Regions from separate parts of the Homo sapiens genome. Here region 2 is linked to region 1. Evidence: read pairs that join two places in POLR2A ChIA-PET (ENCODE). Cell type or tissue: A673. All regions are shown on one strand. Links, peaks and the distances in the headings refer to the core of each region. The heading gives the core; the rest is flanking DNA.

The links. ChIA-PET counts read pairs that join two places held together with the same protein. Peaks named below come from ENCODE experiments on the same cell type or tissue, not always from the same donor. Only the 100,000 strongest peaks of a DNase experiment are listed, where the experiment ranks them.
Region 2: POLR2A ChIA-PET joins it to region 1 with 6 read pairs; 1 of 35 experiments calls an interaction of 5 or more read pairs at or near these places.

What each region holds. Positions count from the first base shown.
Region 1 is chr21:25,981,023-25,986,404 of GRCh38, forward strand. APP (amyloid beta precursor protein) reads right to left here. Exons shown (of 18, transcript NM_000484.4): 9 at 1,322-1,455. Among named protein-coding and RNA genes, the nearest start is that of APP, 190 kb to the right of the region's middle. In A673, for the core only: no CTCF peak of the experiment used is centred there; a DNase peak (open chromatin) is centred at 2,879; H3K4me3 peaks cover 858 bases; H3K27ac peaks cover 2,051 bases.
Region 2 is chr21:26,403,259-26,408,640 of GRCh38, forward strand. It overlaps CYYR1-AS1 (CYYR1 antisense RNA 1), which reads left to right and starts at 2,685. Exons shown (of 4, transcript NR_135515.1): 1 at 2,685-2,870. In A673, for the core only: no CTCF peak of the experiment used is centred there; a DNase peak (open chromatin) is centred at 2,693; H3K27ac peaks cover 1,433 bases.

The sequences.
Region 1 (5,382 bases), core at 107-5,106:
GTACCTGGTCCTGGGGTGATTAGAGCAGGTGAATAGTGGCCCAGAGTATAAGAAGGTGGTTGGGAGTAAGGAGCTTTTGATTGACTGGTTTGCATGGGAAAGACATGCTCAGGGGCCATTCATTTGGCCCTGGGAGGGAGGAATCTTCCTGGGGTCAGCAGGGACCCAGATCAGAAATTACAGGAAAGATTAATTGTCTACTAAAGACTGACTGTGATCTTAGAAAATACGCAGCAGTCTAATTCATAAATTGCATTTAATGTCTCTCAAGAGATTAAGCATCTGTGCTAAGACAAAAATTTCTCCTATCTTCTGATATTTGCCACAGAATATTAACACTAAAAATGAATGGCTTACTTTAACCTGAGATCTTTATTCATTCACTTTTATGTCCTACTTCTTTTCCCCCCACATTCACTCCTAGGTTTGTAGACTACAAATCAGAAAAGTGACTGGAAAATAATAAGTCCATATTTGTTGATTGAATGAATGAATGAATGAGGAATCTGAGCAAGGGCTAAAATCCTCCATATTATCAAACTCCAATACAACATCCAGTGCCTGGTAGCAGACATAGCTTCAATTGTAGTTGATAGTATATATGGATTAGCCATGTTTTAGACATAAGTTATTTTTTAATTTGCTTAATTAAGGACCTGCTAAAAAAAAACAAACCAAACCAAAACAGGTTTTTTTTTTTTTTTTTTTTTTCAGCAAAGTATAATGAAAGGAGTACTGTACTAGGAGCAAGAAAGGCCTGGATTCTAAATGTTGTCTCTGGCTCACTGATTTTGCTTTGTGCTAAAATGGGAAGCCACTCTCTCGAACCTCTATTCCACTATGTATCACTTAGGAGACTAGATGAAATAATCACTATGGTTCAGCTCAGTTTTAAGTCTCTATGATTTTACAGACTGTAAACAATCGTAGGTTCACAATTATAACAGTCTGGGATTTAATACAAAACCTCATCTTTACTAAAGAGCATTTTGATGGATTTTAATTTACAACATGTTGATTACAGGTACTACATATACACAGAATAATAATGCCAAGTACCTTTCTTCGCCAGAGAGAATGTTACAGACATCATTTAATTTGTGCTTACAAAATCCAACTATACCTGGATCCTTCCTAGGCAGCATGTTCACGGAGGATGCAAAAAACCCACAAACTGTGCCCACACAGTAAACATTTAAAATTAGAACTTTACATCTTTAAAGATCTTGATAAAGCCAGCAGGCCTGTGGGGAGACTGAGGCAGAGGCAAGCTCAGGTTTCCCAATATCGTAGGGCTGAATGATGGAAGAGCCAGACTTACCTGGGACATTCTCTCTCGGTGCTTGGCCTCAAGCCTCTCTTTGGCTTTCTGGAAATGGGCATGTTCATTCTCATCCCCAGGTGTCTCGAGATACTTGTCAACGGCATCAGGGGTACTGGCTGCTGTTGTAGGAACTATAAAGTAGAAGAGAAGGAGGTTTGAGAAAAAAAAGCCAACAACAACAGAATAATCCACTCGTTTAATAGAAAGCCGTATTTTCAGTTATTTCTCAGAACAGAGAATTTAGTAAAGCAGCGCATACAAGACGTTAATGCTGTTTAAGAGAACACCATGAGACACTGTGCAGCACAGTAAGGATGTCTTTCACCACTCCCAAGTACAGAATGAAGGAAAAATCTTTAAAATGGTCCATTTTGCAATTATAGCATTAGAGTTCTTTACGAAACAAGCATGCAAAGAGCAAAAACAGTTGGTGCTGAAGACATGTTTTTCCAAATCCCCATGCTTTCCTAAATTACTATTTTGCAATTTTGAAAGTAAATGATGATATCATCAATATCATACACTAAGACTCCTGCAGAAACCACAGATATCTGTAATTAGCCTGTTGTAGAATAACGGCACCCCAGGGAAAAGGTAAATGTATGATGTATTTAGATAACTGAATTACGAAGACAACCTTCATGAGACAGTATGGAAACACGACAAAAGATATATAAACATCAATAAACACATTTTTGAATCACAAAAGGACTTTTCTGTCTTCATAAATTTGACAATAGTCAATGAATTCATTATGCTAGTTGTCAAAAAGAAAGTGATTTCTATTTTGAATTCAACTAATACTGCTAAGCAATATTTGAATTGCAACATATACTGCTATATTATGTAACTCATGAGCCAAGTGAATTATAATACCTATACAAGCAATTTTCCAAAAGATTAGTGAGAATTCAGAGTATTTATGAGCTTAAAAGCAAAAAGAAAAAAGAATTTTGACTTAAGAGGAAGCATATTTAACATAAAAAACAAAATGAGACGTTTTCACTATCTTTTGAGATCAAATCAATTGTTTCATTCAAAAGGTTATTCAAATATCACCAATGTTCCAAGTATTCCTATTGAATTATTACCTGTGTATTACATTTGGGATATAATATCTCAAAGAGGACTTCAATGAGAAGAATTGATAGCTAAGTCATTTTGAAACTAAACTTGAAGTTAAATACGTTTTCTACATCCTTCAAGAAAATGTCTGGAATCTTAATCCAAAGTCTTCAAAGATATTAACTAAAACCGGAAGGCTGTTAAATAATTAAACAGTATCTTTCATTTTAAAAAGAAACATTCGTTTTGATTTTTTCCCTCCACTTCAATCCTGATTAATAATCATTTTTCAAAAAATAAAAGCAGTTGAGTGTCTATCCAGATGTTGCTTTCAAGTGGAAGGAAGGAGGCAGGGCATATTCCTGGTGCCTTTACACAGCTGCCCCTGTCTTCTCTGTAGCAAATGAGGGAGTGGTGTTCCTTCTTACATTGGCAGCAACGGGGGAAGGAAGGAAGGAAGGAAAGAGTCATGTGGGGATTTGCAATTAAGCACATTTGGATTTGAATCCCATTTCTTTTTCAGATCAGCTGTGACCTGGGGCAGGAAACTTAAGCACTCCATGTTTCAATTTTTTTATCAAGTGGTGATAACATGCCGCAGGACATGATAGGAGAGCTGGGAAAATGAGATACCATACCACATGTAAGTCATCCGGCAGAGAGGGTGACACACAGTGGAGCTCATACATGTTAGTGGCCTTCCCTCCTCCTCTGCTTAATACATCCTGTTCAAATCTCAGAGCTAATGCTAACCACGGGAAAGTTCTGATACTTTTATTCAAAGCCACTGAAAATGTTTTGGTAGAAGAGTGCAATAATAAAGAAAAAAAAGAAAAGGACAAGTTTTAAAATTTTAAAAATTGAGAAAAAGAAACAAAAGAAAATACAAACTAACAAAAAATAAATAAAATAGAACCACTGAAAATGAATTACACACAGGATCACAAAGTGCAACCTACAGGAAAAGCAGTATGTATTTTTCAAAAAATGTTAGGTGTAGCCCACATAAAAAAGGCCGAAAGTATCAAAAATAAGTAAATTGTTAATTTGTAAGATTGAAACAATAATTTTGAATATTAAGACCTTTTTGGAAAAAAGGTAAATGTTTTTCTCCATAGCTTCAAGCAAACCAATATGCAAGTATTTTTAACTTAATCATTAAGTTAAAATGAATAAATGCTAAATACCACGTTCTTACTGACTTTAACTTAATGATTAAGTTAAAAATACTTGCATTTCAAGTTCCCAACTTGAAATGAACATGGTATTTAGCATTTAAAATGTGCTTCCCTAGCTTTAGTCATCTTCTCATCTTAACTGGTAGAGCTCAAATGAGAACAAGTTAAAGTAAAAGCAGAAAATAAAACAGTAACATTCTTTTGCATAGTCCAATCTGGCAGAATGACATGTTTAGGCAAACCATATTTTATGTTTGAAACAAATGAAAATGTATAAATATTTGGGGTTATACCTGCTGATGAAGATAGTCATCTGGCTGTAACTGTTATAACCATAACATAAGCACCCCTTTGGAAAACTGGAATCATAAAACTTACTATATAAGAAGGAAATTTTTTCAGCTCCTATGGTTTGCGAACACTGTCTACTGTATAAAGGAAAGAAGATAAACACTATAATCTGAATCACTATAATCAGATTGGCCTAAGTAGAAATGCACTTAGCAACATAATAAGAGAATAACCATGGAACATGAATGTGAGGTATGTTTAATAGGACTGAGGATATTAAAAAGGATAAAAACCTTCTTTTTAGGCACGTGGAAATGAATATGAATACTATATTACCAACTTAATCCATTGAATCCAGAAATATTTCTGTGGTAATTAATTTTCTGTGCCAACTTGATTGGGCCGCAAGGTGCCCAGATTAAACATTGTTTCTGAGTGTCTTTGTGAGGGTGCTTCTGGATGAGATTAGCATCGGAATTGGTGCACTCAGTAAAGTAAATCACCCTCCTCAACATGGGCAGGAATCACCCGATCTGCTGAGGGTCTGAAAACAAAAGGGCAGAGGATGGAGCAGTTCACCCTTTTTATTTCCTGGCTGCCTGAGTCAGGATATTGGTCTTCTCTTCTCCCTGGACTGAAATTTACACCATTGTCTTCCCTGGTTCTCAGGCCTTTAGATTTGGACTAAATCATACCACCAGCTCTCCTGGGTCTCCAACTTGCAGACAACAGATTGTGGGACTTAGCCTCCATAATTGTTGTGTGAGTCAATTCTGCAGAATCAATCTCTTCCTATACATATATATCCTATTGGTCCTGTTTCTCTGGAGAACCCTGAGCAATACAATTTCTCTTCAAGTAAATCTTTGTTAACAGTCCCAGTTATTTCCCATAGTTGAGGAAGCTGTGTCTCTTTTTATCTTTAACTCAAATTTTTCAGCCATTCATACAAACTCCCCATCTCAATTAGTGTGAGTGAAATTATCCTATATTCATACCAACCAGCAAGCCAGATTACTGTCTAGTCAAGCAGAGAAGGATAGCATATGCTGATATTGTTAAATGAATTTAATAGTTCATTACTACTGCTCTGCAGCTGGTGAGGATCCCGGAAGGAGAGAGCAATTTTAAGGTGGAGTATGTCCAGAGAGCTCAACTTCTATTTCGTGAATATCCTTATATCCTAAAGAGATTAAATTCATAGGACTGACTACCATTTTGTGATTATGTCCACAGAAGGCCAGAGACACGTGTGCCCTATGTCCTCACCCATCAAGGTACTTCCTTTTGGGAAGGGAGTGGGGCTCAAGGAATGTCAGGATATGTCACAGGACACAGAGGAAACAGGAAGCTGTATATCAGCAGGTCACTGATATATTTAAGGTACTTAAAACACAGGTCACTGTAACCACTTAGAAAGTGGAAACAAACTGGCTTTAGGAGGGTTTATTTCTGGTTTTGCATTTTAAACTACCATAAAGCAGTTTATCCTGCTCACAGACCTCTGAGATTCCACGGAACCTC
Region 2 (5,382 bases), core at 70-5,069, 420 kb after region 1:
CTGAGGTTGTGTTCTCATATTCAATACAAAGGCTGTCTTCTAGACAATTAATGTAACTCTTACATCCTCTTTAATTTGGCTCTAAAATATCTCTTTCAATTACTATAATTCTCTGATAACTTCTAACTTCCGGATGGACTGCTTGAAGCATTTTTCCCTACTTCAGAATAATGTTGGGAAAGTTCCTCATTAAGTCTTCGTTTTAGTTGAAAATCCAGAATAATGCACCCTTGGTCTTATCTCACATATTTTTGTCATTCTGACCTCAGTGCACTGCAATCTTTGGACTTCAAGTCCCAAGCTAAGAATTAAGCCAGAGGCAGGAGCATCTGCTCATGTTATTTTTGAATCAATGGCAGCCTCTCCTCCTCCTCCTCCTCACACCTACCTACTTTTCCACCTCTTGAAAGGCCCAATTCAACACCCATTTCCCCCTTAAAGCCTTTCCTAATCACACTAGTATTTATTAGCTGCACTGAGCTGCTCACAGCTGCACTTGTGAGCCTTCTCACCTACTTCATGGCTGGAGTTCTCACTCTAGCCTGATCAGCAACACTGGGAAGGCTTGTAAACCACAGATGGCTGGGCATCATCCCCAGGGTTTCTGACTTAGTAGGTGAGGGACGAAGACCAAGAATCTGCATTTCTAAGAAGTCCACAGGTGATGCAGATGATGCTTGTCTGGGGCCATACTTTGACGATCTCTGCTGTAGTGAATGCTTGCTACATTCTTACTCGTCCATTAAGACTCCCCTCTGTATCATCTTTCCCTGTCAGAATTAGGCCTCTCTCAACCTATACCTCTTAACTCACAAATTATCCTACCTCGATGAAGGCAGGCTAGCAAGCTCAGACAGCTAATGCAGCCAGGAAGTTTGCAGATGTATGCATCTGGTGAGACATCAGACATCGAAAATGATCCATGATCTTCCCAATGGATCATAAACATGCTCACAGAGTAGACACCCTGTTGAGACAGGGCTACATGGTGACCAGGCTTGGGACAAGACAGAGATAAGGCCACACTGCTAACAGAAAAAAGGCTAAAGATCCCTCCTTCCGTTTGCTCCTTTGCCCGCGACAACTCAAACCTCAATTTCACCTTCCTGCCTCCCTCCTAGATAAAAATTAGTAAGCTAATCAGTCACAAAAAGAAACCCCACCTTTTGACGGCCTCCAATCCAGGCCTGTTTCCAGCTTTCTTAAACCCTCCTACACAGATGCATATCCTTGTAGGAAGCGCCTCCCGACTTCCTTGAGAGGACCTGTATTTCCTCTGCTGTGTGTTTCTCCTGGGCTGCAGCAGGTTCAAGAACATAAACTCTTTCGCCCCAAGCTCTGTTCCTGCTGCTCTCTGCTCACTGGGCTGTGCAGACAGACAGTAGGGATGATGTGCCCCTCCTGAAGGAATTCAAAGTAAACACAAATTTAACATTGTGCAGGACAGGCCACAGGGACTATGAGCATGTTGGGTAGGCAGAACATTACCAGCTTGCAGGCCTTGCTGAAAGGCTCAAGACCTCAAGGCCTTGCCGAAAGAACCCTATTCTAAAATCTCTGACTTCTCCAACTCTCATCAGTTTTTCTCTCTCTTCTCCGACACCCTGAGAGTTGGGTATGAAGAAAGCAGCAAACATGTGCATTGTTCCTTAAGATGTACAATGCATGTTTACAACCCTTGCCTCGTTTAATTTTCATATCTGTAAGCTAGGTATAGTAGATCCAGTTTAAAGATGAGGAAACTGATCCTCAGAGACATAGGTGTTAGAACAACCTCACATCAATAAAGTGACCAACTTCATACAGTAATTAAGTAAAGAAATCAGGGTCTGAACTGAGTTTCCTGTGCTCTTTTTGCTAGACCACGATACCTAAACCTCCTGGGAGCAGGCAACTGAGCAAAAAGATGCTCTCCTATGCTCTCGGGTGTTTTATTTTCCTTCCCATCTAGACAATACCATCCTCAGTTAGAGACCACGTTATGTATTTCTCTGGCATCCTGCCTAGCTGGATCTAGTGGAATGCTGAGCACATAGCAGGCCCTCAGCAAGGAGTCACTGACTGATTGAAACTCATAAACCTTTCTCACAAGGAGACAGAGGGGAGAGGCTGTTTTAAAACAGAGGAACTTTTCTATCTTTGTTCCAGCATTGCAATACTAGAGGCTGTTGTTACTTTAATTCTTCAGGGTGCTCGGTATTAAAGCATTTTTCACACTTAGAAATGTTTATTTTCCTGTTATGGTTTCTGCATTGAAAAAGGTTGGGAAGTTCAAACTTCAGTTCCACGTACGTTTTTCTGAAGTTTCATGAATATTTAGAAAATGCATGTAGAACATGTGGCAGACACTGTGCTGTGTGGTCCATATCCCCCCTTTAAGGAAAGACTTGTTGTCCCAGCTGTTGTGAGTGTTGTTGGCACCAGCCTTCAGCCATCAGCTTCTCAGGCACTGCCTGAGCTACAGTGAGCTGCCTTGCCCAAGGGTGCACCCATTTCTGGAGTGGTCCAGATCCAGGGACTGCTCAGTGAAGATATAAAATCCTGGCCATCCTGGCCCAACTCAGGACAACACTGAAGGGGCAGGACTTCAGAGCTAGTCCTGGAGTTGGTTGAAGCTGTCGTTGAGTCAGCATCATGACTCAGCATTTTTCTGCTACATCCTGCTCCCTTTTTCTCCCTCCCTTAGGTGTCGAACCCAAGGGCTCTTCTCAGCAGAGTGTCTGCATGCCACACTCTGCTTTAGAGTCTGTTCCCTGGGGAACACAACCAGAGACTGAAATAATTGGTGGGCAGTGGGGAGCACAAAGGGCTGTTTTTGTTTCATGTGAAGACGATGAGCATGCTATGAACCCCGAAGAGCTGTTGTATAAGCAAGTAGAATGTGTTTGGCTGTGGTGTGGTAAAGCTGACTGTGTTACACAGAGAGTGGGTGGGTGTGTCTGTGGCTTTGCTCGGCGTTATTCATGCCTCTGCGCCCTTAGGGTGATAAATGGGTGGCTGCACAGGCTGGAGAAGGGCTCCTGAAGGACCCTCAGACATTCTCAGCATTTGCCCAGCGGCTGAATGTCTTTCCACGCCTTCTCCCCTTACAACTAAGTAGACAGCTTCCTTGCTTTTGTAATATTTGTGTAATCTTGATCATTTGCAATACGACGAATAGGGCAGATGTGCAACCTTACAGCTCTCATATTTTCTCCTAACATTGCTGGAAATTTCTGAACTTCTGATTGTGTTCATGACAAGACATTTTTCTTTCATTTTCACCTAAGTTCAAGCCTGGTTTATAAGGATTTTAGGTGGTCATTGGTTAACCCTGGGGATCCTTTATTCTTCCCTGGAACTAAGGTAGAGACCTTCCTCTAATGAGCATAGTTTTGGCTGTGATGTCCACAGGGGCAAGCAAGCACTCCATTTGCTGCTTTGAGTGTCCTGTCACTTAGATAAATTTCAGGGCAATCCTTGGCCCCAGGCCTTCCCCTGGAGTTTTCTTAGCAAGACTAATTTGATATATTACCTCCACAAATCCTATCAGCCCTACCCGGTTTAGGGCTGAGGGTGAAGATAGTTTATAGGGGCAATAACAACAGAAATGTCCTCTCTGAGACAGGCAAATAATTTCCTCTCTGCTCCAGTCCAGTACTATTTCCCTTAATCTTTTTAATGCCTGGGAAGCTCTTGCTTCCTTCCTCTGTCCTCAGAGCCAGTTTTCTCTCCTCAAGGTTAATACCCTGAAAAGCGAGCAAGCCTATTGTTTCTGCTTCTCTGGGCAGGCAGCACATTTTCTATAGTTTCATCTGTCTCTATATTAAAATGGCTTAGGGTTGAAACAAATGACTCATATTCACTGGTGGTCCAGGTTAAGTGAAGGCCCTAGGTTATCTCATCAAAGGGTTCTTTTTTTTTAAATTTTATTATTATTATACTTTAAGTTTTAGGGTACATGTGCACAATGTGCAGGTTTGTTACATACGTATACATGCACACGTATGTTTATTGCGGCACTATTCACAATAGCAAAGACTTGGAACCAACCCAAATGTCCAACAATGATAGACTGGATTAAGAAAATGTGGCACATATACACCATGAAATACTATGCAGCCATAAAAAAGGATGAGTTCATGTCCTTTGTAGGGACATGGATGAAGCTGGAAATCATCATTCTCAGCAAACTATCCCAAGGACGAAATACCAAACAAATTGTTCTTTAAGACAGAATCAAGCTGCTTATCCAAGCCTTACTGGCTTCTCTTCTCCCTGGGCAGGGATGCTAATTACCACCAGCCTACTTATCTGATTTGTGTCCTGGAATGGCCCAGTCCTCAGTATTTGTTGGCACCTGACTCAGCTGGGTTTCTGCTGGATTCTCCCTTCTCCCACAGGCCTGCAGGCTTCATATCTTACCCTTCTTCCTACACTGAGTAGCTTGTCTTTCCACCTTCCCTTCCCTGCCATGAAAGAGACTTCACCTGAATTTCTGGACCTCACAGCAATCAGTAGATGTCTTCTCTCCCCTAGTACTGCATCATTTACAGGAAGGAGGTGCTAGATCTGGATAAGGCAAGCCCCTTCTTGAAACTTGGGAGACTTAAATGAAACCTATTTTGGCCAGGCATGGTTGCTCATGCTGGTAACCCCAGCACTTTGGGAGGCCGAGGCAGGCAGATCACTTGAGGTCAGGAGTTTGAGACCAGCCTGGCCAACAGGGCAAAAATCCGTCTCTACTAAAAGTACAAAAATTAGCCAGGCATGGTGGTGGAGACCTGTAATCCTAGCTACTCAGGAGGCTGAGGCAGGAGAATCACTCGAACACGGGAGGCAGGGGTTGCTGTGAGCTGAGATCGCGCCACTGCATTCCAGCCTGGGGGACAAGAACAAGACTCCTTCTCAAAAACAAAAACAAAAATTAGCTGGGTGTGGTTGTGGGTGCCTGTAGTCCCAGCTATTCAGGAGGCTGAGGCAGGAGAATCACTGGAACGCAGGAGGCGGAAGTTGCAGTGAGCCAAGATGGTGCCACTGCACTCTAGCCTAGGTGACAGAGTGAGATCTTGTTTCAGAAAAAAAGAAAAAAAAATTCTATTTCATTTCACTATGTAATCAGTGCTTCCATTCTCATACTGTAAGAAACCTCCTTTTCGGCTTAGAACAGTTTTTGAATTTAATATAGAACATTCACCATTCTGCCCTACCTGTCCAACCAACCTTATGGGTTTTTTGTTTGTTTTTGGATGAAGACATGTTTGTGTTCTGCTGCCAGTACTTACACTGAAAAAGGACCAGGACACCCTCAATTGCTTACCCTCTGCCTGTAACCAATCCCTCCAGGATTCTACTATTTTTTTTTTCCAGAGTTATTTTTGGTGAATGTATAATGAATGGAAT